Regions from separate parts of the Homo sapiens genome. Here all the other regions are linked to region 1. A link is a loop called in an ENCODE intact Hi-C map of the cell type or tissue named here. Cell type or tissue: IMR-90. All regions are shown on one strand. Links, peaks and the distances in the headings refer to the core of each region. The heading gives the core; the rest is flanking DNA. Region 1 holds the start of MYH10 (myosin heavy chain 10). Region 2 overlaps LOC105371525 (a long non-coding RNA gene). Region 3 overlaps MYH10 (myosin heavy chain 10). Region 4 overlaps MYH10 (myosin heavy chain 10).

Region 1 (8,032 bases), core at 1,500-6,499:
TTAAATAAATTTACCAAGTTCTGCAACCATCACCATAAATCAGTTCATCAACTCAATCAGATCTCTCATTTACATTCACCGTGCTGACTCTCCTCCCCAGCCCCAGTCCTCACCACAGGCAAATATTCTATTTTCTGTCTCTACAGTTTTTTTTTTTGTTTTTCTGTTTTTTTGTTTTTTTTTTTTTTTGAGACGGGGTTTCACCATGTTGTCTAGGCTGGTCTCAAACTCCTGACCTCAGGTGATCTACCCGCCTCGACCTCCCAAAGTGCTTGGATTACAGGCGTAATCCACTGCCACCGGTCTTATGTTTAACTTTTTAAAAAAACTGTGGTCAAAAACACAGAATACATTTAACTTTTTAAGAAACCACCAAACTATTTTACAAAGTGGCTGAACCATTTTCCGTTCCTGCCAGCAGTGGCCTAAGGTTGCTGTTTCTCTACATCCTCACCAACATTTATTATTGTCCATCTTTTTTATTATAGTTATTCCAGTATATGTGAAGTGGGATCTCATAGTGTTTTGTTGTTGTTGTTTTGTTGTTGTTTGTTTGTTTTTGAGAAAGAAAATAAAAAAATTTTTTTTTTCTTTTTGAGACGGAGTCTCGCTCTGTCGCCCAGGCTGGAGTGCAGTGGCACAATCTTGGCTCACTGCAACCTCCATCTCCTGGGTTCAAATGATTCTCCTGCTGCAGCCTCCTGAGTAGCTGGACTTGCAGGTGCCCACCACGACACCCGGCTATTTTTTGTATTTTCAGTAGAGATGGGGTTTCACCATGTTGGTCAGGCTGGTCTCAAACTCCTGACCTCAAGTGATCCACCCACCTCACCCTCCCAAAGTGCTGGGATTACAGGCGTGAGCCACCGCGCCTGGGCCTTCATTGTAGTTTTGATTTGCATTTCCCTAATGGCTAATGATATGGGATAGTGCTTGGTTTTTAAATGTTGGAATTCATTCAATTTTTTTTAAAAAATGCTGTATATCCTGTACAGATGGAACAAAACAAGTTCAGGGGCTGGAACTGCCCTGAGGGAACAAATATGGACTTCTGACCTAGACCCTGCAAAACAATAGTCTGTGAACTTTTTCTTTTGGAGATAAAAGCAGCCTAGACCGACAGCAAAAATTACTAGAGAGAGAGAGAGGAGAAAGATTCCTCAGTCTTCTGTAATAAACATGTACACTAGAAAAAGGGACAATTTTCAATCTATTTATAATGCCACATTTTGTTTACAGGAAATCATTATGCTCCATCTTCATGAACGAGTCTTTTAGGTATACATTTGTATCCCCTTTTGAGAGATGAGGTTAAGTAATTTGTGAAAGGCAAAGTTGGATTCAAAGCCAGGTCTATCTGCTTCTAAATCCTGTGCTTTCTTCATCAAGATGGCAGCAAATTCTGGGATGAAGCTACATGGTTGGAACTGGAGTCAGAGGAGGCTGCCTGGGATGGATGATAGATATATAGTGGGGCTAGGTGTTGGGAGAAAAAGAAAGGAAAGAAAGAGATTGCAAGAGTGGTTCCATTCACAAAGAAGTTGGGAAGAGAGAGTTTGAGTAGTGGGAAAGGGTGATAGAAGAAAATAGGTTTGGTACCTTCTGCTTTTGCAGTCCCCCTCTCATCCAGGCAGTTGGACATGTAGGGCCCAAGTGCCAAAGAGCCACCAGGGGGAAAGATACATTTGGGGATATTCTCTTTATTATTAATTTCTCATCAAGACTAATGTCTTTATGGTATTTCCTTCTGGTGAACTTCCTGCCCTCCTCTTCTGATGGTCCATTGAGTTTGTGTTAAAATTATGTGAAAGTTGGCCGGGCACGGTGGCTCATGCCTGTAATCCCAGCATTTTCAGGGGCCGGGTCGGGCGGATCACGAGGTCAAGAGATCGAGGCCAACATCCTGGCCAACATGGTGAAACCCTCTCTCTACTAAAAATACAAAAATTAGCTGGCCGTGGTGGCGCGCGCCTGTAGTCCCAGTTACTAGGGAGGCTGAGGCAGGAGAATCACTTGAACCCGGGAGGCGAAGATTGCAGTGAGCTGAGAACATGCCAGTTCACTCCAGCCTGGTAACAGAGCGAGACTCCATCTCAAAGAAACAAACAAAACAAAACAAAAAAATATATATACACACACATATATATACATATATACATATATATACACATATATATGCAAAAGTTTTTGAATTATGAGAAACTACTGACTCTGTGGCTTACAGTGTTATTCGCGAGTGGATGCACTAAGCATAGAACATTGCACTGAGAAATGACTTCGGTGGCTGACAAAGTGGAGACTCAGGCCTCAGAGAGGGAGTCTTTGGTCTTCTCTAAACACATTTTAAAATTCATTAGAGGAATATCATTCATATATTTTGGAAAGTTAATTTGTACTCCATGTGCAGACTGCATTAGAAGGACAGACCTCTTCACAGAGCCAAGTCACAAGACACCTGGACACGGGGTAGTACCCCAGCAGGCAGGTGGGGGTGGGGGACCAGATGCAGCAGGACAAAGGACAAAACAGAGCCTGGTTCGGACTTCCCCAGGAAGGACTCTGCACTCAGCTGCCTTCCAGCCTCTTCTGAATTCCACCAACCCTTCCTTAGGACTTCCTGCCTTGTTTTTTGCTTAATTCACTTTTTGCCAGACTAGACGTTTCCTAGGCTTAGGCAAACACATCATTATCACATGTATTAAAATGCTCCCATAGCCTACATTAATAACTGATTAATAACTGCATCTTGCTGTGAATTTTTATGATCTTGACTTTCAGGTTTTGTATGAATAATTCATTTTGTTCATGTGATTTAGACTTTATTATATTTATATATAATTATGCAAGAGTTTTGTTGCAGTTGCCTAGATTCTGCAGACATTTCATTAAATTTTATTTACTTTGATTTTTCCAGTTTCCTTTCGTTATTTTGGGGCCACTGTTTTTCAGTCTCCAACGTTTTCATAAGCCCTAGGGGATATGACAGCGCTACAGGAATCCAGCCTTATATTCTTAAGAACCTCTCATAGCCCTTCACGTAGGGAGCTCTGATGAATGAATGAAGGAGCGACTGAACGAGTGAATGAATGAGGTGAATAAAGTTTCTTCCAAGTTTTCTCTCCAAGGTCGGTTCTCTTCTCATTCTTCTGGAATCTCAGCCTTGCCTGGAGGCTGGGCAGGAGAGCCTCTCACCCCGCTAACACCAAAACTGCGACCTTGGAGGACCGTGTCCTGCGCCTGGCGCTCGGCCGATCCCGGCAGAGTCCGCCTGGGGCCGGGGTCGGGACAGTGGCCGCAGCGTGGAGCGCAGCCGGGTCCCGGGCCAAACCCTGTGCGCATGGGCGGAGCAGCGCCCTCCCCCGCGTTCCTTCCCCCACTGCAGGTGAGTCGCAGCGCCGCGGCCCCAACCCCGCGCAGCCCCGGGGGTGACGTCAGGACTCTGGACCGCGCTCCGCCCCGCCCCTGCAGGCAACGCTGAGGGCCCGCGACTCCGCGGTGGAACCCCGTCCCGCTGCGGTACATGCCGGCTGCCGCAAGCACAGGGGGCGACCGGGCGCTCGAATGTGCTGCGGCTGCGGCGGCTGCCTGACGCTAGGACGAGGAGTCTGCAGTCAGAGCGCCAGCCTCCTGCCGCGGCCCACCTGCCCCGCGGCCCGCACAGCCAATGTCAGCGCAGCGCGCCGGCCGCCGCGGGGCCCGCACCCGCAGCCTCGCGGGATCGCCGGGCGTTCAGCCAGCCTCAGCTGTCCATCTACGCACGAGCCAGCCAATCCCGCGCCACTGCCCCGGCCGCACCTCCCGGAGCCTATGACGGGCGTAAGAGCCAGCCCATGAGATTGGGGCCTCTGTGGCCTGGGCTGGGAGCGGGAGCCAATGAGCGTCATTCCAGGTGGGTGGAGGGAGCCGGACTCGGGAAGGTAGCTTCGTTCGGGTTGCTAACGTCTTCCCTTGGAGATGGGCGCGCAAACCAACCAGTGGGTCTGGGGGCGGCGGTGATGGGCGTGGAGCTGGCCCAATGAGGGTAGGGGTGGGTGGGGCAGCCCCGAGCAGCAGTGCTAAAGGAGCCCGGCGGAGGCAGCGGTGGGTTTGGGACTGAGGCGCTGGATCTGTGGTCGCGGCTGGGGACGTGCGCCCGCGCCACCATCTTCGGCTGAAGGTGAGAGGTGCGGCTACCCGGGTCCGAGTGCACGGCCCAGGGCTGGGGGACAGTTTGTGGAGGGAGGAATGGCTCCTGGGCTGAGGGGTCCCGGGCGGCTCTGGAGGACAGGAACGGGGGACCGAAGCGGGAGCTGGGGAAGACAGAGGGGCTTCTGAGCTGTAGGGTTTGTGCTGCGGGGACCTTAGGTTAGTTTGAGCAGGGTCCTGGGCTGGGGGCACTGGGACCTCAGTGGGTGGAGATGGAGAGACTCCCGGAGGAGCGGGGAATGAAGTCCTTGTGAAACCCGCGGGGGTCAGGGCCTGGGTGTGCAGGAGGGCGACCCCTGGGGGGCTGGGGGATGGAGATCTGGGGGTGGGGACGTGAGGACCAGGTTCTCGGTGGGTGGGATCCCTGGGGGCGCGAGGTCGAGGGGCTAGTGTCCCGGCGGAGGTCTCGGCGTGCCCCGCGAGCCAGTGTCTGCCTCCCAGGAAGAGAGGGGATTCTAAGCGGGGCTGGAAAGCGCAGTCCCGGCGGTAGGGTGGGGGGGCGCTGGGCAGGAAGGGCCCCTGCGTGGGTTGCTGGGTGGGTTAGGCCTGGCGCGACCGGTCCCCCGCAGCACCAGAGGGGTTCACCATGGGCTTGGAAGGCGGGCGGCGCGCGCCCGACCCGTGGGTGGAGGGACAGGAGGGCATTGGCTCTGCGCGGCCGGGGAAGCGCGCGGCGGGTGAGGGGCTCCGGAGCCGGCCGCGGGCGTGGGGAGGGTCGGACTCCGCCGGCGCCGGGGAAGGAGCGCGGGAGGAGGGCGTCCTGCCGCGCCCTCCGTGGAGCGCCTAGGCCGGGGGTGGACGCCCTGCGAGGCCCAGGCGGTTTGAGGGGGCGAGGCGGGAAATGTGGCGGGGCGCGCTGCAGCAGGACGGCCGGGGGGAGGGTCAGCACTCGCCTCGGGATCCCTTTATTGTGTAAGCGAGCTGGGAATGGCTCGCCGCAGTCTCTTCATTGCCTTCTGCAGTTGGGGGTCACACCCTGATCCCATAAAATCGGACTGGAATTGGTTCGGAGGGAAGTTGAAGCCGCGGAGTCCTGGCATTTGTGGGGGCTTTGTGGGCCTGTGGTGGGCGGATGCGGCCCTGGGAAGCGGGAGGCCCCCAGCCAGGCCTGTTTGGAACTAGGGCCTTAGGAAGGAGGTTGGCGACTCGGCGGGTCAGACCGGGCTGGTGAGGTTTGGATAACGTGGCCTCTGCCTACAGCCGTTATCTCTGTTTCTTTAGGGCCTCTGCAGCTCCCTTCAAGATCACTGCGGTGGATGGAAGGGGGTGGGGTGGGCTGGGGTGGGGTAGGGGAAAGCAGGCGGGGTAGATGCAGACTGCAGATGAAACAAAGACTGCTGTTTTCGCTGAATAATGTAATACCAAACATAATACTTTGGCTTTGCTGAGATTTTGTTTTTTAACGTTGAAACTGAGGATTCTTTGAGTCAGGTTTAATTATTCTTGATAGTATCTCACTCTGGAAAACTTTATAATCTATTTATTGTTTTATCTCCTTCATCAATCTGCCTTTATTAATTATTCTTTGAGTCCCTTGCTTTTGATGTTTAAGTATGCCCTGCCTGTCTCGGGTTCTGGAAAAGTGGCCATTTTATGCATCTCCTTACTTCTGCATCTTAAATTCAGTTCTTCCCCGTCCTTATCTGGAGAAAGCATATGGTGTAATTGTGCGATATAGCACGAGCTTTGGCAGCAGAAGGATGTGACCCCTGCGAGCCTGGCTTTTCATTTGGGCTCCATAGGGAAATCATTATAACGAAGGCAGCTGAGATGGAAGGTGAGATGGAGGAAATCTTGAAGGGCACGTTGTAGGGTGGAAGACTATATGCTTCAGCGGTTTATGCACTTTATCACATGTGAGGAATTAAAGTTCCTGGTGTTGGATCCTAGTTTTGGAAATATTAAACACAGTATAGAGATATTAATTGGGAGATGGGGCAGGCCATAAGTAGCAATAGTGGCCTTTTGTGTTTGGTTTGTGTTTGTGATCATTGGGTTGAGCAGGATTTTGATAAATTAGCAGACTCGTCCAGCCCTGTCATGTAAGTGACCTCAATGGTAGCAGTACCCAAATTGGGACAGTTCTGTTTTAGCTCATCTGTTATAGATGGATGCTCTGTCATGGATAATTTATCCATCCTTCTTGTTTGCCTTTCTATGTGCAGGCCGTTCATAAAATTGAATTGTTTGCCTCTGTCCACACTCATAGTAGGTGCTGGGAGGGATTTGAAAAGTTTGCTGGGTGACATTTCATTGGAAGTGAAAAATGACCTGGGGGTGGAGCCCCAGGGGTGTGTGTGTCAAACCACTGAAAGGGATGGCAACTTTGGCTCTGTAGGGGGCTAATTCATACACAGATAAATGATTTAATTGTAATTAGGCAGCAATTTAAAATGACACTAATAACCCTCAGACCATCTTTATGTTCGCTAACAAAAAGATTCCTGTTTGTCTTTATTTCCCCTAAGTTATGGGTATCTTTTTCTATAAAATATATAAAACCTTTGCCAGATGATTCATTGGTTAAGCCTATACTTTTTAAGCCGTAATTGATTGGGTTTTTATTTAGTAGAAAGGTAGTATATAGCATTGTACACTACACACCCTTCAAAATTTCCTCCATGTCACCTTCCATCATTGTAGTGTGTACTCTGGAGCTGAACTCTGAGTTTAATCCCAGCTCTGCTACTTGTTAGCTGTGTGCCCTTGGGCTGGTTATTGGCTTTCTCTGTACCTCAGATTCCTCATCTGTAAAATGGAGATATTAATAGTGCCTACCTCATAGGGCTGTTGTGAGGATTAAGAGTTGATGTATGTAAACTGCTTAGAATAGTGCCTGGCCATAATTAGTGATATATGACAATGGTATCTGCTGTTTTAAAAATCATAGTGTTGTCCTTCCTGCAAAGCAAATCACTGGTGAGTGGTACACTGTTAAACACCAGTATTATCCAGATTGGGTACCAATGTATTATGGAGTGAAATAAATGTATTTGACAATTACAAGTGAAGAATTAAACTGAACAAAATATCTCCAATGGTCTCATGAACTCTATCAGGTAAACAATAATATGAACACTTAACAGCTGCAAAGCCCTCTGGTACAACGCAGGGTAGGGTAAGAAGAAAGTCAGGAGAACAGTACAAAATGTTAGGAGAAGGAAAAGGATTAAATTGCCACATTGACCTGAAAAGAACTTCTGAAAGGATGGCATTTGGGTCAGGAGTTGAAGGAATAATAGCTTTTTGGTTGTGGAGAAGTTGAATTTCACTATGAGGGTTGGGACCATTCACGTAAATATTGATCAATAGGTACAGATCCCCTGTTATATACCAGGGACTAGACAAAATGCTCAAGATACAGCGTGGAACAGATGACTCTCCTCATAGTGTTTAGTTGTAGAAGAGACTGAAAAGGTGAAAGTCATTGGTAATCCTACTACCCAGTAAAGACCCAATGAATATTTGTTCCGTTTAAAAAAAAAATACACACGTGTATGTAGTTTTCCCCACAAAATTGGGAACATGCTGTGTAATTACACTTTTGTGTTCTACTGGGTTTTTTAAAATACTAAATTACAAGCATTTCCCCATCTAGAAAAAGTACTGATAATATGTAAGATGTCCCAATTTGATAAAATAATTTTAAGATATATAATCTACTGCTTCTAGACCTGTTCTAGAAGTTATTTGTTAAATTATTCTAATTTATAGTCACCTGCTAAATTTAAGCATCTAATTACATGTCCAGTGTAAAATTTAAGAAGTGTGTGCGTGTCTACTGACAGCAAGACAGTTTCCTAAGTGCTCTGTAGGATATGCAGTTTACACCTGATAAGAATAGTAA
Region 2 (8,032 bases), core at 1,839-6,838, 66 kb before region 1:
GACAACTGCCCACTGAGAAAGTACAGCGTGGACAGCAAGGGGGCCCTGGGCCAGCGCTTGAGGAACCCCACCAGCCTGGCAGTGGACCTGAGCTGGCGAAGGAGGCTGAAACGGGGCAACAGAGAGAAAGAGGCGAAACATCTGGTGAGTTCAATGAGAAACTTGACCATCTGTGTCTAGTGTGATTGTGGGTCATGCAAGGTGAGGACTGGAACAACTAGGATGTCACTGGCACCGCAGCAAGACTTACGTCAATGGAGTGATGGAGAGGAACCCAGAATGGAATGAGCAAGAACTGAGTGAGGGGAAGAGACGAAAATGGGGAATGTGGAAAAACCTTTCCAGAAGCTGGTCGTGAAGGGAAGGAAGGCAGTAACTGGAGAAGGTCTTGTGTTGGAGAGGGTTGGTTGGTTTGTTCTTTCAGTGGGAGAGACCTGAAATGTTTAAATGTTGATGGGAAGGGTCTGGTTTGGAGGAAGCGGTTAAATATAGAAGAGAAGCGAGTCACCCATAGTATAAGGCTCCTGGAAGCTGGAGGCTGAAAGTTGACAGTGAAGAATGCCATGAGGTGGAATGGGGAGGCCATGGCAAGTGCCACATCTTAGCAGGTGCGTAGTGAGAAAAGACACAGCCCCTGAGAGACAGGCTGAGACTCACTGGTCCCTGGGGCCACTTCCGCTCTGACTTCCAGTTCCAGTTCTGGTTCTTCTGCGTGTCCTTACAACAACCTCCTTTTTCCCGACGATATGTGTTCATTCAACAAATATTTATGGGCCACCTACTACATGCTAAGCCCAGTCCTGACAGCTGCAGAGAGGGCAGTCAGCAAGACCGATGCCCGTCCCTACCCTCAGAATCTTTTCTTGCATCCGACGAAGCTGAGTGACCAATCCCTTTGGCAATACAGATGCCCTCCATTTGGATTGGTTTATGAGAGAGCAACAAATAGAGGCAACAGATATGAGGGTCAGAAGATAGTGCACTTCCCATAACAGGAAGGGGGCTCTTGGACACAGCTCCTCTTCTGGAAGGTCTTGGGGGCTTTGTTGCGGGGAGGTGTCCAGATGTGTCTCTGGGGTAACTGGATGCAGAGATTCGCTCTCTGCTGTGAAGGTGCTGAGATAGGCACGTGCCTGTGCTGAATCCTATACAAAGAAAGCGAAAGAAACCAACAAATTGACCCCCCCCACACACACACATAGAAGCATCTCCACTGTTTGTTTGCTGTTGCTGTTCTTTTCTTTTTTGGTGTAGAAATTGAGCACATACACAAAGGAATCTCCACTGCCCATCACTCTAGCTGCTGCTGACCTCTCCTCCAAACACTCCTATGTGCTCCATGTGTCCCATTTGACTACGAGTCACATACTTTCTCTAACATCTTAGTTTCAGCTACTCAAAACCAGCACTGATTCTGGTCTTTTCTGTTATGTGGGCCCATACATTTCTTTCTATACTTCAGTTTAAAATGAATTTTTTTGGCCAGGCATGGTGGCTCACACCTGTAATCCCAGCACTTTGGGAGACCAAGGTGGGACGATCACCAGAGGTCAGGAGTCCAAGACCAGCCTGGCCAACATGGTGAAACTCTGTCTCTACTAAAAATAAAAAAATTAGCTGGGCGTGAGGGCAGACACCTGTAATCCCAGCTACTCGGGAGGCTGAAGCAGGAGAATCACTTGAACCCAGGAGGCAGAGGTTGCAGTGAGCCAAGATCGCGCCACTGCACTCCAGCCTGGGCAACAAGAGCAAAACTTCTTCTCAATAAATAAATAAATAAATAAATAAATAAATAAATAATAAAATAAATAAAATAGAAGTTTAAATCTCTTGTAGTGAAAAGAATCTTATCTAAGAGACCCAGAGTCAAGTCCTGCCCCACCTTACCTGCCTGCCACCCTGGGCCAAGCACCCCATCAAGGACATCTCTGCCTGTATTAGTCATCTATGGCTGCATGACAAATTACCCCAAAATTTAGTGACTGCAGTGGCCAATCTCCAAGATGGCCTTAAAGACCCTCACCTCCTGGAACTGGTGCCCTTGCATAGTCTCCTCCCTGATGGTATCACAGTAGCTCTGAACAGAATACAACGGAAGTGACTGTGCGGCTGCCAAGGGTGGGTCATAAAAGACAGTGCACCTGCCCTTCACTTGCCCTAAGCATGTCCCACTGCATTGCATTGGGATTTCCAAACGAATACACAGGCACGTCCCTGGCCTAGCCCTGAGGAGCCAAGGAGGTGGAAGCAAAGCCTCGGCTGAGTCCTAAAATATGATCCTCCCCTCTGAATGCACAGGGAACACAGGTCTCTGAGGCATGTGCCATGAAGGACACTCACCCTTCAGAACAGGCTTTCGAACCCTCCAGGATGCCAGGGAACACATCTGATCAATGTATCCACACTAAAGCGGAGCATCAGACAGATCCCCAGGCCCTATCTCCCTCCTGGACCACACTGGAGGGCTTTCTCAGGGACCTCCTGCAGCCAATGCCCACCACTGTGGTCAGCTAAAGGAGGAGCCACAGTTCCCGCGGGCGAGGCGTGAGGGGACACACATCCGAGCTGAGCCTTGGATGGGGGAGGCTGGGCTCTAGACTCTGTGCTTCGCCCCCCACTCCCACCACCTCTGCTGACCAGCTGTCTCCGCTGCTGTCTGTGTCTTCCCCTTGCGGAGAGCCCAGAGCATTCTCCAGCTCCCTTTCCATCAACAGCCTCCTGGCTCTCCCGCCCACGCACTTCCCACTTCCACTCCTCCTCTCCCCTTCCTGGCTGAGTGCCCTCCCCCAGGCCTGCCGTCTCTCCCTGGTTCTCATTTGAACATCATTTTTCTTCTTTTCTTCCCTTTTGCTAAATGTCCTTGCTTATGTGATGTGGCATTGAGTATACATTTCCGGGCATATTCGTGTGTGTGTGTGCGCGCGCGCGCGCGTGCACACGTGCCTGACCTGACCCATGCTCCGCGGTGGTGGACTGAGCTGTGAGATAGAAGGCTGGGAGCTGGGAGTGGGAGATGGTGACAGAGACCCAGTCCCTTTAACATCTCCTAGAAAAAGGCTCCATGCTCTGGCCCCTGTTTACCTCCAGCCTCACGTCTCTCCACACCTGGAGGCACTCAGCCCCATCTGGTCTCTCTCCCCCGCTTTCTCTCCTCAGCCCGGGGTTTCCGGTTCTAATCCCCATCCATCATTAGGCTAACTACTGCTTGTTCTTTAAGATTCAGCTCAAGTGTCGCCTCCTCCCAGAAGCTTCCTTGAGCCCTTGTGTCTGGCTGGATGCCCCGTATGGCAGCAGTCCATTGCCTCATCCAGGACACGCTGCGTGAGAGCCAGGATCTGCTCTATACTGTCACCTTCCTCTGGCCTCCTGCACAATGTCTGGCCCAGAGTGGGAGCTCCCTTGCAGGGTGGTGCACGCAGCCATGCATCAGGTGTGGATGCTGGGGACAAGGCAGAGCAGAAGAAAGGAAGAAAGAAAGTTTGGGGAGAGAAAAATTGTGTGTGTGTGTGTGTGTGTGTGTGTGTGTGTAAATTTTATTCTATTTTGTTCCCCCAGATAAGCTATGTGGACTGAACATTTTTCCTGGCAGGTTAAGGTTCAAGGGAATTTAAGGGATGTTGGGGGCCATGTGATCTTTGGGATTGGGGGTGGACAGAACCCCAGTGGGACTATGCCCCCCACCTCCTACCCACATACATACTGGCGCCACACTAGGCTGCTTTCTGGAAAGAATGTGAGTTATCACTTAGTTTCTAATCTTCCTGGTTTAAGGCCAGAGGCAAATACATTGGCAGCTCAGGCCCTCGCTAATTATCCTCCCCACCCCAAACAAACGTTGGGGTGAACGGGTGAAGGGATGGCAGCCCCGCCCCCAGCTCCCTGCTCCCCCAGTCAATCTCTGAGCCCCTTTGGTTTCCGGAGCAAAGTTGCGGGGCAGAAGGCTGGGAGAGAGGCTGGAAGGGGCTCGAGCCAGGCAGGCTGCATGCTCCAGGGGCTGACGCAATTGGGGAATTTGACTTCTTTTTATCACATATATCATTTTGCCATATATGGTCACCGAGAGCTACTGGCAGCGAGGCCCAGGTCCAGATGGTGGGCTCCTAGAGTGAAATGAGCTACATACCAGCCCAGAACAAACAGACCATCGCTCACTCCGCTGGACAGGTGGGTGGGCCAAGGGAGGGGTTATATATAGTTCTGGTCACATTCCTTCACTCATGCATCTTGGCCCCCAATTCACAAACAATCTCCATTTCTGGCCCTTTTTACTGAATTTGCTAATTGCTATTCTTCTATAACCAAGGGAACGAAAAAAAATCCCAGAAGGAATGTGGGGGTAGAGACACGCAGGCCCTCCTGTCCCTGCCTTGATCCGCAGCCCTTCCGCTCCTCCCCCACCTTTGCCTTCCTCCCTGGCAGGTCCCTGAAGTCTTTCCCCTCCTCACCACCCCCAGAGGGGCCTCTGCTGCTGACTCTCCTTCTTTCTCCCCTCGCCAACGCCCCCGCTCTTTCCTGCACCCCTTCAGCCCAGGTGAGCTGCCCAGGTGCAGACCAGCCCCTGAGGCTGAGCAAGACTCCAAGAAGTGTGGAGTCACCACAGACAACATCCCCCAGCTCCCAGAACCTTTCCTTGCCAATGGTTAGAGGCTCACCCTTCCCAGCTGCCCCAACCAAGCAAGAGATGCTCTCTCCAGCCTTCCCAGGGTGCAGTCACACCTGGCCTGAAGGTAGCAAAAATGGCAACACAGGAATCCAGCCCCTGAGATGTTAACAGACTCAGATAAATATTGTTGATCCCCAGAAACCCCACCAGAAACTCTCCTCTGAGCCCCTGGGCCATCTCCCACACACTGTCAGGAATTTACTTTCTATTTCTAGCCTGAGGCAGTCAGGATTTCCCAGGCTTACACCTCCAGCCCAGACCCTCCCCTGAGCGCCAAACTTACTCATCAGAGGTGACACTGTTGACCCACCAGGGCGGCGGTGCAAGCCTCAAATATAAACCAATTGGACAGGGTTTAGAGTAGTTCTCGAGTGGTAGGGGCAAGCTTGGGGATGCTCGCAGGAGCAGCTGCACCTCCGACGTCCCAGGCAAGGTAGGCCACCAGCCTCTCCCATGATGTCCTGAAACCATCCTCAGAGAAACCACACTCTGGGCAACATACGGCTTTGGTGACCGCTGTCTTCTAATTCACTCCACATAACAGGAATGGTTCTTCCAGCATTGCACTCCCTGTCCCTCTAGCACAGGGGGACTCAACCCCCACTACACAGGAGAAACACAAGGGAGCTTTTCAGTAAGACTGGTGTCTGAGCCCAGTCCAGAAATTCTTATGTCGTGATCTCAGGCAAGGATATAACACGTATCCCAGGTGATTCTGGTGTGTGCAGACCAGACTGACTCTTTCTGGATTGTCTGACCTGAGACCACCAGCTCCTGATTCCCCAACCTGGGGCATTCTCCGGTCTCCTAAGTAAACCCACTGGCCAGAGTGCTAAAAGGGTCTCTTGTTGGAGGATTAGGATGAGCCTTGGCCTGGGAGTTGGAACCCTAACTCCTGCCTGGCTCTGTCCTGAATGACCAGGGGCCCTGCTATTCATGCTTCTGATTTCTTTTCTTTCTTTTGAGACAGAGTCTCACACTATTGCCCAGGCTGGAGTGCAGTGGCACAATCTCGGCTCACTGCAACGTCCGCCTCCCAGGCTCAAATGATTCTCCTACCTCAGGCTCCAGAGTAGCGGAGATTACAGGCAACCATCACCACCACGACTGGCTAATTTTTGTATTTTCAGTAGAGACAAGGTTTCACCATGTTGGCCAGGCTGGTCTTGAACTCCTGACCTCAGGTCATCCACCCACCTCAGCCTCCCAAAGTGCTGGGATTACAGGCATGAGCCACTGCGCCCGGACTATAATTTCTTAAAACCCAGTTTCTCTTCAACCACAAAATCAGGAGGTAGAGAAGTTTAATAAAGATCAAATAGAATCGTTTATAAAATAGTTATACTGCTGAACAATTGCTATGCACTGAACCATGCTTGGCAAGGAAGACATGTTATTTCCTTTGGTTCTGTTACTCTGCCCACTTTAAAGATAAAAGAACTGAGGCTCAGAGAGGCTAAATCCCTTGGCCGAGGTCCCACAACCACTATGTGGGGAAGCTGGAATGCAATCCCAGAATTGTGTTGCATAAGCAACACCATTGCCTTCCATACCACTCAACTATGAAGGTACTCACTGCCATTTGTCTTTTCCTGGGAGGTCAAGGCTAAACCTGGCAAGACAACTCCAAGAGGGCACTTCAGGTGGTGCAGAGAAACGCCCTTGGCACAATCCTTGATTTGACACAAGCAACGTGGTGTTCCTCTTGTCCCCATTGTGGGCCACCCAGAAGTGGTTTTCCATGCATGCTCCTTCATTTAATAAGAGCACAAAATTGCCGTTGGTCCAAAGATTAGGTGGAGAACGCACAGGGAAAGAGGCCAGCAGCCACTCTCTGTTCAGCAGGAAGGAAAAATAGAAAAGGAGGATGGCTGAGTGAACAGTGGGGTGTCTCCAACCCAGAAAGCAAGCAGCATGTGGGTTCAAGCTTCTGCCTATCTCACCACTCCACTTTCTACATTCTTTTGAGCAGAATCAGAAGGAAGAGGAATTTGAGCTTAGAAGAGGGGTGAGACCGGATGTAGTGGCTCACGTCTGTAATCCCAGCACTTTGGGAGGCCTAGGCGGGTGGATCACGAGGTCAGGAGTTCGACACCAGCCTAGCCAACATGGTGAAACCCTGTCTCTACCAAAAATACAAAAATTAGCTGGGCGTGGTGGCGGGCACCTGTAATTCCAGCTACTCAGGAGGCTGAGACAGGAGAATTGCTTGAACCTGGGAGGCGGAGATTGCAGTGAGCTGAAATCACGCCACTGCACTCCAGCCTGGGCGACAAGAGTGAAACTCTGTCTCAAAAAAAAAAAAAAAAAAAAAAAAAAAAAAAAAAAAAGAAGAAGAAGAAGAGAGATGACAATGAGGTGAGTGTCTTTAGAGGAGTGAAGGTAGAAGGAGCATGAATCAGAAAGCTGGGGTGTGGGAACGGGTTGGCAAATCCAGGAAAAGCCAAGAGGCCAGGTGAGAGAGTCCAGAGAGAGGGTTTTGCCCCTGTGCATTCTCTGTTGACAGCACTTAATGGAATTGGACTTGAGAGATTGGAGTTCAAGAGGCTGCTGATGTCTACTGAGGCATCTGGCCTGGATGTAGGGAAAGCTGCCACCAGTGGGACTTTTGTCACAACGCTGGGACAGTCCGACTGCAGTTAGAGCATGTGTTACTATAAAATTATATTTCTATAAGATAGAATGTAAAGTATAAATACAGAATATAAAATAACTTAGAAAAATATAAAATTATAGTTACATAGCATACGATTATGTATTATCCCTTTCCTCTCATCCTCTTTATTAAACATACACACATAGAGTCAACCCTTAATTTAAAAGTCAAGAAAACCAAGTTTGGAAAGCAATAACTTTTTAAGACAAAATAGAGAGAAACCAGTTCCTAGCTACCTTGGGGCTCCTTTTTCACTCAGGCCAGATTAGAATGATTCTTGCTCTTCTCGCTGATGATTTCTTTTCTGTTCTGTTCTTTTCTTTCTTTCTTTCTTTCTTTTTTTTTTTCTGAGACAAGGTCTCCCTCAGTCATCCAGGCTGGAGGGTAGTGGGTCCATCACAGCTCACTGCAGCCTCGACCTCCTGGACTCAAGCGATCCTCCCACCCCAAACTCCTGAGTAGCTGGGACTACAGGCAGGAGCGATGATACCAGGCTCATTTTTGTATTATTTTGTAGAGACAGGGTTTTGCCATGTGGTCCAGGTTAGTCCCAAACTCCTGGACTCAAGTGATCTGCCCGCCTCGGCCTCCCAAGGTGCTGGGATTATAGGCGGGAGCCACCACACCCCGCCTCCCTGATGTATTTCAGTAAGAGAACACCCTGTCTTTTTGTTTCACCTGCTTGCTTTGATGACACCACACTCCCCTCTCCC
Region 3 (8,032 bases), core at 961-5,960, 67 kb after region 1:
CCCAGGAAGATAAAATTTGAAGATTCACTTAATCCAAGTTCATTTAGTAATTAATTTAGCTTTTTATGTGCAAAGTGGGTTAACAAATGTGCCTGTGTCAGTAGGAGGCATGCCTGTGACTTGACTCGTGGGTTTAGAAACGATCTGAGGAAACTGCATTCCTTCAGACTTTCCGTCACTCTCCTGGATCATCCCCATTGAGCCTGAGCCACAACTAAATCTGAAATTTTCCTACTGAAATGCCCTGTGTTTAGTGGCTATATCACAGGAAAGAAGGAACAGTGAGCTGCCAGCTTTGGTATGTGAATCTCCATCAAGATCTTCAAGGACTTCTTTGTGGAAAATTGTTTATCTTACCACAGAAATCAAGTTACTAATCTATTCTGTTTCCCCCACCCCCAGCCCTCAAACCATACCCTAAATTCAAGAGAGACAGTTTTGGTGCTCAGTGGCCCCGCTTTTTCCTGGAAAAGATAAATTGCTACTAAGCCGTCATTTGTGTCCTTGGGTAAAGAATGTAGTGGTTCTGTTACGAAGTGTAAGGATTTATCCCCCTGCCAGGGTGTGTTTCAACTCATTATTTTAGTGTTTGGACAGATATAATTCTATATTAGTTATCAGTTGCTACGTAACAAATGATCCTAAAACCTGGTGGCTTCAGGCATCGATTATCTCATGGTTTCTGTGTGTCAGAAAGTCAGTAGCAGCTTAGCTGGGTGACTCTGGCCCAGGGTCTCTTAGGAGGTCGTCACTGAGATGTTGGCTACAGCTGTAGTCATCTGAAGGCCTGACTGAGGTGGGAGGATCTCCTTCAAATCTTCCTCAGGTAGCTCTTGGTGGGAGGTCCCTATCCTACATGGCTCTTGGCTGGAGGCCTCAGTTCCTGGCTTTGGAGGCAGCCTCTCCATAGGGCTCCTTGAATGTTGCCATGACATGGCAGCCAGCTTCTCCCAGAGCAAGTGATCCAAGAGAAAGACAGAAGTTACACACTCTGCCTTGGAAATCACATGCCTTCTTCTATTGTCTTCTATTGGTTATACAAACCAACCCTGATACTGTGTGGGAGGGAACTGTGAATACCAGAGGTGGGGATCATTGAGGTGGTCTTGGCTATCATGGCTACTATGAATCCTTACAGTGATTTCCATCATTGATGTATGTAGGGTTTTAACCTGTAACTGGAGTGACTCTAGGTCAGTGGTTCTTAATTGGAGGTTCCCCAAGGGACGTTGGCGGTGTCTGGAGACATCTTTCTTTGTTTAACTGGGAGATTGGGTAGTGGTGTGCCACTGGCATCTAGTTGGTAGAGGCCAAGGATGCTGCTAAATACCATCCAATGCATGGCACAGTCCCCACCGCTTAGAATTATTGAGCCCAAAATACCAGTTATGCTAAGATCGAGAAACCCTGCTCTAGATCGTTCCTTCAAATTATAGTCTAAATTAAGGTAATTATTTTCTGAAATTTATTTGCAAAGTAATACATGAGTCTATTTAATGCTTGTTATGTATACATCCTATTCCAAAGGTTGACAATCAAGTCTGATAGAAACCTATTTTACATTCTGCTGGTAGGAAGAATTAGATTGTTTTCTAGCCACCTGGAAGCAGCACACAGGAAAGAAGCAGGAATTAGCCATTGAATCCAAATGTTCAACAAATGCTATTTCAGCTGAAGTGCCACCTTCCAAAGTGCCTGCACTACTATATAATAAGTGCATTCTAATATAGTAAAAGCTGATTTGTTTTTAGTAGAAAAAAGATTTTTTATTAGGGCATTGTTCTTAGACGTAGCTTTCAATTCGACCAAGAAACAGAGATATCTTTAAATTGTTTACTTTGGGCTTTAATTCTTAGAAAGTCAACTTTTATTGATACGTATTTTTTTTAGTAATAGTTTATTGCTATCTACTGTTATCATAAGGTGTTACCTACACAGTACTAAAACAAGTAGTTGATCTCAGTAGCTCCATTAAAAATAATTAGGTCCATTGATTAAATAATGTTCAGTTAAAATTCCCCTTTAATATTTATCTATTGGTGTTGGTTCTTGGGGTTTGAAAGAAACTGTTGTAGACTCATTTTTAAATTCAATTCTGTGTAATTTTGATGTTTGATTTGTTATTTAGTTCTTTTAATTATTAAGCACCTATTATTTGCCAGCCACTGTGCAGCTTAATTGATATCTCCAAATGGATGTCAATAGATTCTTGAAGTTTAACATATTCCAAATGAAAGTTTTTCCTTTCCTTTCAAAATTTGTTCCTTTATGTCTTACATCAATAGATGGTATTATGAAATCACCCAGTTGGTTAAACTTAAAATAAAAGCAATAGCAAAACCTAGAAAGACAAAATACCTAGGAATCAGCCTTTTTCTCATGGCCCACGTCCAGGCCAACAGTGAATCCTGTTGGTTAAACATCTAGAAGGTGTTTCAGATCTGTCCACATTTCTTCTCCTAACTAGCTAGTTAGTCTAAAACCATATCTGAGGATATTTCTTCTATTATTCTCTATCACAGTATCCTGTTTATTTCCCTCATGGCACCTATCACAAGCTGTAACTAATTACTTTGTGTATTTATTATCTTTCCTAGTAGAATGTCTAAGATCTTTGTCAGTAGGGACTTTGTATCTTTGGTTCCTAGCATAGTGCCCCACAGGTATATTTATGGATTTTATGGAATTCATTTACTGAAAATGTGGCAGACACTACAAAGTGCCATACACTCTTCCAGGCCCTGGGAATATACCAGTGGTCAAAACTAAGGTTCCCTAGCCCTGTAGAGCACACCTTCATATTGGTGTTAACTTTAATATGTTTTCAACGGCATGTCATGATGTTGTTGAGCTCGGGGAAGGTAGTGCATATGCTAGATCCTCTGAGAATATGCATGCCCCCATTTTAGAAGCAAGGGTAGAGAACATGAGGGAGGCAGTTGCTCCGTGGGCAGGCCAGGCCTTGGGTTGAGATCAATGTCATACCAAGAGTAGTACGATGTTAAAAAATGAGTTGTGTATACAGTGAAATTTCATGCAGTCATATTTATAAGCTACATGCTTACAGTGAAAATATTTGAGGCTATAAACTCCATAAGCTTTAGAATCCATTTGGTTCCATTTCTTTGATCTGATATAGACGACTAATTTCCTGAAGAATATCTTTTCTTTCAAAGATACTAGCATATGGTTTATATTAAAGGGATTCTTTATTTAGGAGAGCATTACCCTTAAGAAAATAATCGTTCACAGTTAGTCCAGTTCTCTGTTTATGGAGAAGTAAAATGCGTTCCAGATGGAGGAGATTTATGTAAAAAGAATCTCTCATAATGAAACTTTAAAAACAGGGACTTCAATTTCAAAATGATTGTTTGGATCAGCAGGTACATCTTCCCTCACAGAGTTTTAGTTAGAATCACTTTCTCTATTTCCACAAATCCTTCTTTTCTTTCCTTTTATTTTCTTTCTCTCTCTCTTTTTTTTTTTTTTTTCCAAGTTGACTTAAGCCAGGCTGGCAATTTCCAACTATTATGTACCTCTTGGTAGATAAGTATCCTCCAGCAGTTAAAGCTAGGTAAGGGCTCTAGGCATCCTCCTTACAGTTTGGCGACCAGGTTATAATGAAAGCACGTCCGGATTCTGCACCCTCATATCTATTTATCAAAAGGCAGTTGCTGAAAACAGTTTTGTAAGTTGCATGCAGCCCAGCTCTGTTTAATTTCTCTAACCAAACGTTTACCTGAAAGATTTACTGAGGCAAATGTGACAGTATCAGTGACAGAATATGGTCTGCACCAGGCAACCAGCATCTTCCAGATCACTGGCTGCACACAGCCATTTAGTATCAAGCTCTAGGAGCACCCCCAACAATACAGCCTCCTGGACTTGCTGGAGTCTCAACACTTGTTCCCTTGACCCCGGATTGGGGAGGGTCTATATATATCTTTCTTTGTTTTTATTTATGTATTTATCTTTTTTTAAGGCTCTATTTGAAGTTAATATATATCTCTTTCTAATCAGTCCATGGCTTAATGCCACTCATGTTACCCTAGTGATTTCTAATATCCATTATACTAAGTAATGAGGCCACTTAGTGCATGTGAAAACTCATTTTACTAACAACAAAGCTTCTGGTTTGGTTTGGAGATTAAGATAGCTAAAGCATTTAAGGTGGCCATCTGGCCTTTGGATTAAGTGCTAGCTCATTACTCCTAGAATGGATTTTCTCATTTAGGGCAAATAGCTAACACACATGCATAGCACCCTATCTGTGCTGATGTGTTTTAATGCATACTGCAGATCATGTAATAACTTTAGATGCCAAATTAAGAAGGGGGAAAATATGTTCAGAATATGAAACAAACCTGCATTGCCCCTAAATTAAGTTGCTAACTAATAACTAATCTAGTTTTAGTTACTATAGATACATTATAATCACCCCAGAAAAGATTCTAGAAATCGATGTCAATTCAGAACAAACAAAATTTTTGAAACTAATTAAGATAATTTTCATTTTATTTTCTTCAGGGTATGAAAATATCAAATATCCGGGTTTCCCTATTGCACATTTTGAGTGAAATCCTTAACAAGTTATATTTGATTATATATGAGAGAATTCTAGTTGTCTTTGCTGTTGAGAGCTCTCACAGTACACGTGTAATTTCACTTGTTTCTGGATTGGTATACAATAAGCGTTATCAAAATGTGTAGCTGTAATTAATACACAAGGTACTTGTCACGTTTTGGGGGTTTTCCATGCTTTTGTTTTTACTGGTGAAGTTCCGATTGAATATTCTAAGTACCATAATCTGACCTTTATGCAAATCAATTATGGAGTGGGCATTTTCGGCACAGATTTCTTCACATAATGTTTAAAGATAGCGTTCCCACTTAAAAGTAAAACTCGTATTTTCCAATTTAGTCTAGATGTGTGTTTCAATAAAAATGTTAATTCTGAAAGTATTTATTATAGATGTGAGGAGAAAGCTTTTTTAACTTTTAACAGATATTCTCTCCCCTCGGCCTGCCGCCAAGGAAGAAAGAAAAGTCACCTTTGCTTATCTGGCCAAGTGGCCAACACTCAAGTGACGTCAGGTCCCATGGCCTGCATCTTACCTGATTTGCCAGCGTATCCAACATGAAGGGGAATAATCTAAGTCCTAGATCACTTGGGGATATTCAGTAAAGTTTTTCATTTTTGCTTCTGAAATTTCACTTTGTCAGGTTGTCAAAGTGCTTGGCTATGTCTTGTAAAATATCTGAGTATGAGTGTCATTTAGCTAGAAAGTTGATAATTTTCAACTTCATAAGGTTTTTGTTTTGTTAAAGTGTTTTTAAAATAGAATACATGTTAGTGCTTTGGCTTATAACTGAGATTTATTGGTTACCAAATATATTTTCAGAAATACCGTTCTCTTTTGCCTCCTTCCACACCACAGGCCCCTGCAGCCCTGTCTCCTTCATCATTGTTCTCCATGCATCTCTTCTTTCACTGCTCTTTGCTTGGCCCTTTGCATCTAGCCGAAAGATATTTCACTGGCACTCACTATCATGGCTAGTGCCACTATGGACCCTAGGTGTGAAAAGGACACCAAGCTAGGGAACTGATGAGGAATAGAGTGTTGCATGTTGGTGACTTTGCTTATTTATCTAAGTAAGTGACCACATGTCTGAATTATTTTGGAACATTTCTCTACAGCTCACCTGTTCAGAGGCCCCAAATCTTTTTTTTTTTTTTTTAAGTACAATTTCCATTTTATTTTTCTCCAGAGAATAGTCTGTCTTCAGTCTTTAAGAACTCAGCTCCTTACATGGGCTTTGGTGGGAGACATGGGGCAGCACCCGCAGGTCTAAATCGGGGTGGGGGTGTTCGGTCCTTGCGGGCTTCACGAGATCGATTCCTGACTACTTTGCTGTGAATTGCACAACTCACACGGTAATGTAGCTTCACACACAGCTTGGGAAGCACATAGGCATCGAAGACACTTGCTTCAGAATGCCCCTGACTGCTGCGGCCTCCACTGTGTTTCGAATGACGAATTTCTTAATGGCCTTGTCCTTGGGCATGCATCGGGCACAGTTAGTGCAGCGAATAGCCTGCACGTGGCCGCGGCCCTTTTCAGCACGACCTTTGTTCCTTCTTTTCTTTGTCATCTTGGAGGCACGGACCGGAGAGGAGAGGCCCCAAATCTTAATTTTCTCCCATTTCTCCTTTGTTTGTTTTTGTTACTGAGTTTTTATTTTATAATCCTAAACTTAACTACAATCCAGCTTGATGTCGAGGGGAATAAGGAAACCAAAGAACTGCAGTGAGACCACAAAGATTACAGGATATTGTGAGCAAGTGGGATGGAGGGATGCTCTCCTGAGCTACAGAAAGAATGATTTGGTGGTTAAGATCAAACACAAGCAGATTGATTAGAGTTGTCCGCAGTTGGCAGTGGTGATCTTCTTGCCAGTCTCACCATTCCCGGACCCAGAGCACTCCATGGCTTCCATGATATTCACTCCCTCTTCTCACTTTGCCAAAGACCTTGTGCTTGCCATCCAGCCACTCAGTCTTGGCCACACAGGTGAAAAACTGGGAACCATTTGTGTCGGGCCAGCATTTGCCATGGACAAGATGCCAGGACCTGTGTGCTTCAGGATGAAGTTCTCATCATCAAATTTCTCCTGGTAGATGGACTGGCATTATTATGGTGTGTGAAGTCAGCACTCTGGCAGATAAAATAAACCCTGGAATAATTCTGTGAAAGCAGGAACCCTTATAACCAAATCCTTTTCCTCCAGTGCTCAGTGCACGAAAGTTTTCCACTGTTTTTGGAACTTTGTCGGCAAACAGCTCGAAGGAGCTGCATGGGCCAAAGGAGTTACCATCAACAATGATGTCAAAAGAACACAGTGGCGTTGACCATGGCTAGAGGCAGGTGGCTTCAGGTGGCAGCGATGACTACAAAGCCCCATTTCTCCTTTGAACCTAACTTCCTTTCCTATTTTAATGTCCCGTGAAGGTAGGGAAAAATAAATTCACTAAATATACGGTAAATAACATTTAAGTTTAGATTTTACAGTTGCTAGAATTCAAAGTTATCTGTGTATTAATGTTATCATATTGCCCAAATAAAGAATTAGTTTTGTTTGATGAATTTCAAACTTCTAATTTATTTGAGGTGGTAAAGAAAAAAAAAGGAAATAGTATTCGGAGTTGAAAGCTTAAACCGCATGTTGATATATATATACTTAATAAAGAAGTTAAACATACATGTTGGTGAAAGCTAAAAGTTTATATTACTGGATATAAAGAATTTTTTTTTAGTGAAATGTTTTCTTAAAATAAGAACTAGGTGATACCATATGATTTTGATGAACCTTTCCGCAGAATTAAAATGAGAAGTTTGAGAACGCATTTGCCCAGGCAGTCACGTTGGCCGTGTGTCCTTAGCAGCTCTGTGGTAATAACATTGCCTTTTGACTACTGTCTCTTAAAATAGCAATATTTTTATTAACTCAATGAGGTAGTGTATAGATAATACAGCTGTTTAAAATTATTTGTGGAGAATTTTAACCATCAGTATAACATCAGGACCCAATTTCAGTTTCTTTTTTGAACAGTTCTAACTATTCATAGGATTGATAGCTTTTTAACTTAAATCTTTCTTAGGGGTCTTCCAAAAAACAAAGACAAAATATACTTATTTTTAAAATAGAATGAAGTTCATTCTCTCTTGTAATTACATATGGGTCCATTGAAGCATTTTGTAAATCTAAGATACATTATGGAGTATTAGTGATCTTATTTGTTTCTGTGTCTTGAAATAGTTTGCTGTTTTGTCATCTTAGAAATTGATTCATTATTAACTCATTTATTCTCAACTATGCTAAAAAAAAGAATAAAATAATAAGAATAATGGGATTGCCTAGAAGGATGCTACAGTAATAACTATTGCTTCATCTTTTAATTTATTTATTATATCACCCCAAATATTGCATTGTCTTTCAAGTAGGTATGAAAGAAAACTAGAGAAACCATCTT
Region 4 (8,032 bases), core at 1,169-6,168, 140 kb after region 1:
GGAGGCCAAGGAGGAGTTTGAGAGGCAGAACAAGCAGCTCCGAGCAGACATGGAAGACCTCATGAGCTCCAAAGATGATGTGGGAAAAAACGTAAGTCGCCTGGTGGGCTCCACACTTCCGCACGGGAGAGTATCCCAGGGGCCTGGGCCTTCACACAGGAGCGGGCGACTCCTCAGGGGAGCCTGAAGGACCTGGGAATGCACAGCCCAGCAGCAAAGCCATCTAGGAGTGTTTTGGCCTGTGCATGCGTACGGGGTTCAGGTCTTCTGGGACTGCTGTGAGGTTTTCTGCAGTCTTCCCCCAGCACTGGCTGGAGGTGAACATGTTTCTTCTTGTCCTTTCACTGCCCTCCCTGCTCCAGCCTGCATCCTGGCAGGAGGGCCTTTCAACAAAAGGTTTCATGGTTCTGCCGTCACAGGTAGTTATCAAACATGAGGTGAGTGGGGACCTGGAGAGGAGGAGGAGGGAATGGCAGCTCCCTCTGACCTGGTTCTTCCCAGGGAGGCCCCACTGTTTTCTTTGAGAGCTTCAGTAGCTTTGGGGGCTTATCCACAGCTTGGAAGCTTCTGTGGCACAGTTTTTCTTTCCATTGCATACATCTTCCACAAGAGCTGCCATGATATTTATTTACCCTACGTCTCTCCCTTAGTGTATGACGTGTTGAAGATAGCAAAACAAACCCAGGCCTGGTATCAAAGGCAAGGTTCCCTGGCTCCTCCACAGGCTTCCATTCTGACCATGGGAAGCCACTTAAGCTTTTGAAGCCTAAGTTTCCTTATCTGCCAGATGGACATTATACTTGCCCAATTTCATGAAGTTACTGCATCTGCTTTGAAAAGCACACAAAGTCCTCTAAAAAGGCAGGATCTCATTTTCATGTGCTATGGGCCATCTGGCCACATCATAAGTCAGCGAAGGTGGTCCCACCTTTCTGCTGGGTCTCCTACAACTTGGCGCCCAGGGACTAGCCCCATGGACAAAAAGAGGCCACTGAAAGTAGAAGTGGCCATGGTTACACAGTGAAATGTGGAGAGAGAACTCTACAGTTGATTTCATGTTCGTTTTCTGTAGCATCAACACTCACATGTTGATCCCACAAACAGGTCTTTTGTGCCTACTGAGCACCAGACACTGTAGAAATGGACCTTCCTCCTGTCCTAGGATTCCCCGCGCCTGTCCCCGTGAGAACTGCAGTGGTCCTGGACCCCAGAGGGGGTGCACAGCAGCACCAAGGCCTCCCTCCAAAGGCTGCTGTGAGGGTCAAAGGGCACAGGAGGTGGAGCTCTCAGCACAGTGCTTGGCGCAGAGAATGAGGGAAATGGTGCTGGGGGCATCTTTGTCCAGAGAAAGATCAAGGCCTGTGTACTGTGCCCTGCTTCTTAGGCCCAAGCCACCCTAATAATCAGCAGTTTCCACATGTGCTTTTCAATACGAATGATCTTCTCTACAGCAAGAAGAGATGTACTGTTGTACTTGTTCCTCACAGACAGCAGGCAAGGAGTCAGTCAACAGACAGGTTCCCTGACATGGCTGTTTCCTTTGTTCTTTGGCTCACTGAAGAGCTCTCAGCTTAAAGGTCATCAGAGGAGGATGACCAGAGAACACGTGGGAATAAAGACATCCGCACTGTAGTTCTGAACTGCATACACTGAAATGGAGAATAGCAGCAGCTTTCAGGGGAGAGGGAAGGATGTGTATGCATGTGGCAGGGGGCCGGCCCAGGGGGACCAAAGTGGCCAGCATGCCACGAGTGGGCCTGTAAAACAGTAAGACTGCTGTTCTTCATATGTGCCTCCACCCCGGTCAACTCTTTCCTGATGCTTCGGTGGTTTAGGTTCACGAACTTGAAAAATCCAAACGGGCCCTAGAGCAGCAGGTGGAGGAAATGAGGACCCAGCTGGAGGAGCTGGAAGACGAACTCCAGGCCACGGAAGATGCCAAGCTTCGTCTGGAGGTCAACATGCAGGCCATGAAGGCGCAGTTCGAGAGAGACCTGCAAACCAGGGATGAGCAGAATGAAGAGAAGAAGCGGCTGCTGATCAAACAGGTAGGGCAGAGGGTGCGGCCTCCACAACAAGGGGTGCAGGCTCTCAAAGCCCAGCTCTGGGTCAGTATCCTGTTCATTCGTGTTAGAACACATCTGAGTAAACACAGAGTAACACATAGAGTAAAATGAATTTATTTGGTCATTTGAGAATTTTATTATTTAAATTTTATTGTAATTAGTTTAGGTCTTACTATTTCTCAGTATCATTCCTGCCTACAAGCCAGACACTTATCAGTCAGAAAGCCCTCAGTGGACTCCCAAAGGAATCCGTGGTTAGGTTCAAGTTCCTTGTCTTAGAACATGGGTATAGGAAAGAATTGATGCATCCCAGACACGGTGATTCGGCAGATGTCTGTGGTTCAGATTCCAAGTCCTAATAATTAGATCACTCTTCAAAAGGAAAAAGAGCAGATATTTAAATTTGTCCTTTTATAAAGTTGCTATCCATGTATAAGTTGTATACTTTTCTGAATGTATATTAGACACTTTTCTGCATATATGTTAAATTTCTAGTCTAAAACTTTACTTTAAAAATGAATTGTGGGTATTTTGCCAGTCCCTTCCAGTTCATGGCAGTAAGTTTTGGATTTGGGGTGTGTGTGTGTGTGTGTGTGTGTGTGTGTGTGTGTGTTTTTTCAGACGGAGTCTCGCTCTGTCACCCAGGCTGGAGTGCAGTGGCACGATCTTGGCTCACTGCAACCTCTGCCTCCCAGATTGAAGTGATTCTCCTGTCTCAGCCTCCCAAGTAGCTGGGACCACAGACACACACCACCATGCCCAGCTAATTTTTGTATTTTTAGTAGAGACGGGATTTGATCGTGTTGGCCAGGCTGGTCTCAAACTCCTGGACTCAGGTGATCTGCCCGCCTTGGCCTCCCAAAGTGCTGGGATTACAGGCATGAGCCACCATGCCCGGCCAGATTTGGAATTACTGAATTTTGCTTTATTTTGTTATTTTCACTCCACTAATTATTGATCATTTATTGCTGGATAAGAAATTACCCCAAACTTAACAAATTATTGCAAACTGTGACAACATTTTTGTCACAGTTTCTGTGGGTGAGGAATTGGGAAGCAGTTGAGTCAGTGGTTCTGGTACAGTAAGGACCTCGGCCCTGGCTGCATAATTCGAAGGCCTGACCAGGGCTGGAGGAGCGTGCCAAACTGACTCACACACATGGTGTCAGCAGGAGGCCTCAGCAGCTCACCACATGGGCCTCCTGACTGTCCTGGAGGGAGCTTCAGGAGAGTGAGAGATCCAAAAGAAAGCAAGCAAGGAGGAAGCTTCCGGGCCTTTTATGACCTCATCTCCCAAGTCTCATGTGATCACTTGTTTATTCTGTTTATTAGAAGCAAGTCACTAAGTCTGGCCCACATTCAAGAGGAGATTATGCTCCAACTCTTTAAGGTGGGGAGTATTAAAGAATTTGTAGAAATTTTTTTAAACCACACTTTGAAATTCATGTAAGTGGCTCTACATTAGGAGCCTTCTGCTATCCTGTGCCTTGAGGTACAGCCCCAGGTCTCTGCAGAACACAGCAAGCAGATGACGAGCACCTCTGCCCTATGCGGAAGCAGCTGCCCTGCTCCTCCTCTCCCATGCCAACCCCTGCAGAGCAGCAGCAGCGGTGGCCTTGTTTCTCCCCTTTGGAGAGGACCAGTGGAGCCACCACTCCGTCAAGCCTTGGTGCCTCCATACCAGCTCCCACACCAGCCATCATCCTCTTTGCAGGAAGCGGAAGGTTGTGAAGGCAGGGACCTTTCTTTGCTCGCTGAGCCTCCAGCTGCTACTGCACTACATAGGGTGCAGGTATTTATTAAGGTATTTATGACCTATACCTTAATAAATACATGACGAAACATTCATTTATGGCTGAATAAGTGGAAGAAGCAGGACAGGTTGGGAAGACCATGTCAAGGCAATGACACACAGTCCCTGTGGACTCATGGGCTGATAAGGTTTGGAGCTCAACAGCTCTGTGTCTGGTCCTCATCATTGGTGACAGAGGCGTTAGGATTTGGTTTAAGGACTCCAGAGCACCTTCTTCTGAGCATCCCTCACACAGTGTGAGCACAGTTCCCTATCCCCACTGCACACTAGGAGGCTGAGTGAAGAGTGCCACAGAGTGAGTGAGTGGCTGACAGGTGTGTCCACCTCGGTTTCCAGCCCACATCTTACTCATCCTCACTCTCCCATCTGCCTGCTCCAGAGCAGGCCTTCATTTTGTCCCTCCTCCATTGGACAGCTTTGACTGCTCCCCCCTTTCCTGCTGATCAAAGGCAGTTTCTGCCTGGTTCTGACACCCCTGCAACATGGCCATGCCCCATGTCCTCACAGCTCTAGGAAACAGGAATGCCTGCTTAGTCCTCTGTACCTCTTAGCAACCACCCCATGCCCGCTCTGTGCCTACCCCAGCCTTTATTACATGGTTACCGTATTGTCTTGGGTTTTTCCATCTTGGCTTCATCTACACCGAGCTCAGGTCACTGGCTGCCTTCTCGCATGCCCTCGTAGCAGTCAGTGGGATGGTTTGTACTAGGTGGTGGTGTTTAAAGACCCCTTTGAACAAAATTCAGCTACTGTGGTTTTCTGTTGATAGTAACTGTTTGGTAACAGAGACCTCTACAGAGTAACAGAAGTTTCCACTCACCCGAGTAACCAGAGCCCCCCACTTGAGAACAGTCTGCCTGTTCTGCGAGCAGATACTTGGATGTAACCCAGCATAACCCGATGTTGTCCATTAGGTGCGGGAGCTCGAGGCGGAGCTGGAGGATGAGAGGAAACAGCGGGCGCTTGCTGTAGCTTCAAAGAAAAAGATGGAGATAGACCTGAAGGACCTCGAAGCCCAAATCGAGGCTGCGAACAAAGCTCGGGATGAGGTGATTAAGCAGCTCCGCAAGCTCCAGGTATGTGCCTTCACCCATGGAGTCTCTGGATGGCACCACGTGACCTATGTGGCTTTTACACAGAGTCCAGCAGTGAAGCTGGGGGGCACAGCACCGCTGTCAGCGTGGCCGGGGGTGGGGCAGCAGGCCATAAAGAGAGTGCTTGTGTGTCCGCTGTGTCCACAGGAGATACTTGAATGCACTTAGCAACACAGTTGGGGTGGAGGCATCATGCTGGCCTCCTGTGGCCCTGAGAGCCTGTGGCGATGCTTAAAACCCACCCTTCCTCACCTCGAGAGGAGGGTCATGTTGACCCAGCCCCTTAGTGCTGTAGCTTTTGTGATCTTTTTGGTCTGTTTTAATCGTCACTTTTTCTACCCAGATGATGTGCCAGTTTTCATTACCACAATGACAAGAAGTGATCTCTGCAAGAGTTCATGGTGTGAGCAGGCAGGCAGGGGGCCCTCACCTATAGGATGGATGGGAGCAACTTCTCAGGGGAACTGGTCCGTTAATGATGAAAACTTTTCCTTTGACCTTGTTGATACATCTTGAAAATTTAACAAAATATAAAGAAGAAATTTTTATGTACAAAGATCTTTAGCAGAAGTTTTGTTATTTATGATAGCAAAAATGGAAACCCCCTAAATGTCAATGGACTGCTAACCATCTAAGTGATGGGGTGTGTGGGGAATGATGGCCAGACTTAAATGAATAAAGGAAAATATGGTGTAGGACGGTTTGACTTGTAACTCTACACATGTGTGTGTATACATTTTCACATACAGACATGTAGGCAGACATACTATACCTAGAAAAAAGTTTGGAGGGAAAGTCATCTCTGGGTAATAGGTTGGTAGGAACTTGTTTCCATTTTTTTTTTTTTTTTTTTTTTTTTTTTTTTTTTTTTGAAGCTAAATATAAAGATTTTTTTTTTGTTTTTTTTCCCAGAGATAGAGTCTCAGTCTGCTACCCAGGGTGAAGTATGGTGGTGCAGTCATGGCTCACTGCAGCCTGGGCTCAAGATTTTTATTAGCTAATTATAAAAGTTATTAAGCTAATTAATTACAAAGAATATAAACTATAATACTGTGATTTTATTTAACAGCTTTATTGAAATATAGTTCACATACCACACAATTCGCCAGTTTAGTGTTTTCAGTGTTTTTTAGTTATTCATAGGCTTATTCAGCCATCACCACTATCATATTTGGGGCATTTTGGTCCCTCCCAAAAGAATCCTCCACCCATTAGCTGTCACTCCCCATTCCCTGTATCCCTGCTGCATCCTGCGTTAATCAACTACTAATCTTTCAGTCTCTATAAATTTGCCTTTGTTCCATATTTCATATCAGTGGAATCATACAATATGTGGCCTTTTGTGACTGGTTTTCCACTTAGCATGATGTTTTCAAAGTTCATCCATGTAGCCACATGAACAAGTACCGCACTCCTTTTTATTACTGAGTAACACTCTACTGTGTGGATACATCTACCACATTTTACTCGTCTATCCCCCAGTTGGACATTTGGGTTGCTTCCATTTTTTTGACTTCTGAATAATGCCTCTATGAACATTCATATGCATTTGTGTGGACATGTGCTTTCAGTTTTCTCAGAAATATACCTAGGAGTGGAATTGAGCTGGGTTATATGGTACCTCTGTGTTTAACTTTGAGGAACTGCCAAACTGTTTCCCACAGTCACTGCAGTTTTACGTTCCTACCAGCTATGTATGAGGGTTCCAATTTCTCCACATCTTGTCAACATTTGTTATTGTCCATCTTTTGATTGTAACCATCTTAGTGGGTGTGAAGTGACATTTCATTGTGGCTTTTATTTTTATTTCTCTAATGACTAATGAGGTTAAACAGCTGAGCTCTCTTTTAATTATTGAGTTGAAACAATTCTGTATTCTGGATATAAATTCTTTGAGTAAATGATTTCCACACCTGCCTTAGCTTAATTTCTGCCACCAAAAAAAAAAAAAAAAAAAGCCAGCTTGGGTTTTGATAGTTTATTGTGTTGATGTGTAAATCAATTTGGAGAGTATTGCTATTTTAACAATATTAAGTCTTCTGGTCTACAAACATGGATAATCTTTCCATTTATTTAGATCTTTTTTATTTTTTTCAGTGACGTTTTGTAGTTCTTGGTATACAAGTCTTTCACTTTTTTTCTTTATACCTAAGTTTATATTCTTTTGATGGTATTATAAATGTAATTGCTTTATTTTGAATGTTCATAGTTGGTGTATAGAAATATAATTGATGTTTGTATGTTGATCTTGTATCCCGCAATCTTGCTAAACTCATCAATTAGTTCTTGTGGGCTTTCTTTTCTTTTACTGTCCATATTACCAGCAGTTCTAATTCTTTCAGTGTCTTCCTTAAGATTTTCTATATACAATATCAGATCATCTGCAAATTGAACTAGTTTTACTTCTTCCTTTCCAATCTGGATATCTTTTATTTCTTTATCTTGCCTAATTAATTACCCTGGCTAGAATCTCTATTGCATTGTTAAGTAGAAGTGGCAAGATCAGACATCCTTGTCTTGTTGCTCATCTTTTAGAGGGAAAGCATTTGGTCATTGATCCTTAAGTATGATATTGGCTGTCAGTTTTTCATTGATGCCCTTAATCAGAGTTGAAGAAATTTCCTTCTGTTCATAGCTTGTTGAGCATTTTTATATTGAAAGGGTATTAGATTTTGTCAAGTGCTTCTTCAGCATTTATTGTGATGATCATATGGTTACATTAATTCATTTTTGGTTGTCAAACCAACCTTGCATTCCTCAGATAGATCCTGCTTGGTCATGGTGTATAATCCTTTTTACATGTTGCCAGATTCAGTTTGCTACTATTCTGTTGAAGATTTTTGCATTTGTATTCATAAGGGATTTCATTTTGATCTGTAGTTTTCTTACGATATCCTTGTCATTCCCATATACTTTTATATTTACAATGAATGTATATTACTTTTATAATCTAGAAAAAAAATACCATGTTTACAAGCTAAGAATGGGGCCAGGCACCGCAGCTCACACTTGTAATCAGGAGCAATGCTTGAGGCCTTGAGTTTGAGATCAGCCTGGGC

The links. Hi-C counts contacts between places; a loop is a spot of excess contacts. Peaks named below come from ENCODE experiments on the same cell type or tissue, not always from the same donor. Only the 100,000 strongest peaks of a DNase experiment are listed, where the experiment ranks them.
Region 2: a loop joins it to region 1, with 7 times the contacts of the local background. A loop is called at or near these places in 8 of 110 quality-filtered maps.
Region 3: a loop joins it to region 1, with 3 times the contacts of the local background. A loop is called at or near these places in 11 of 110 quality-filtered maps.
Region 4: it touches region 1 in a loop (11-fold over the local background); 5 of 110 quality-filtered maps call a loop at or near these places.

The regions. Positions count from the first base shown.
Region 1 is chr17:8,626,778-8,634,809 of GRCh38, reverse strand. MYH10 (myosin heavy chain 10) reads left to right here and starts at 4,085. Exons shown (of 43, transcript NM_001256012.3): 1 at 4,085-4,156. RefSeq lists enhancers at 2,385-2,679, 3,378-4,155, 4,156-4,933, 4,934-5,712 and a silencer at 3,214-3,893. In IMR-90, for the core only: a CTCF peak has its summit at 4,089; a DNase peak (open chromatin) is centred at 3,839; H3K4me3 peaks cover 3,162 bases; H3K27ac peaks cover 2,311 bases.
Region 2 is chr17:8,693,559-8,701,590 of GRCh38, reverse strand. The region is part of intron 2 of LOC105371525 (a long non-coding RNA gene); the gene reads right to left. Among named protein-coding and RNA genes, the nearest start is that of CCDC42, 47 kb to the left of the region's middle. RefSeq lists enhancers at 3,906-4,200, 4,021-4,530, 4,531-5,041. In IMR-90, for the core only: no CTCF peak of the experiment used is centred there; DNase peaks (open chromatin) are centred at 2,780, 3,270 and 4,070; H3K27ac peaks cover 3,004 bases.
Region 3 is chr17:8,559,351-8,567,382 of GRCh38, reverse strand. The region is part of intron 7 of MYH10 (myosin heavy chain 10); the gene reads left to right. It also overlaps the pseudogene PPIAP52 and the pseudogene RPS26P53. Among named protein-coding and RNA genes, the nearest start is that of MYH10, 67 kb to the left of the region's middle. In IMR-90, for the core only: no CTCF peak of the experiment used is centred there; a DNase peak (open chromatin) is centred at 3,152; H3K27ac peaks cover 869 bases.
Region 4 is chr17:8,484,356-8,492,387 of GRCh38, reverse strand. MYH10 (myosin heavy chain 10) reads left to right here. Exons shown (of 43, transcript NM_001256012.3): 34 at 1-91; 35 at 1,836-2,048; 36 at 4,794-4,955. It overlaps LOC107987245 (a long non-coding RNA gene), which reads right to left. Exons shown (of 2, transcript XR_001752780.3): 2 at 6,025-8,032. Among named protein-coding and RNA genes, the nearest start is that of NDEL1, 52 kb to the right of the region's middle. RefSeq lists a silencer at 3,663-3,957 and an enhancer at 4,519-5,019. In IMR-90, for the core only: a CTCF peak has its summit at 3,227; a DNase peak (open chromatin) is centred at 3,277; H3K27ac peaks cover 707 bases.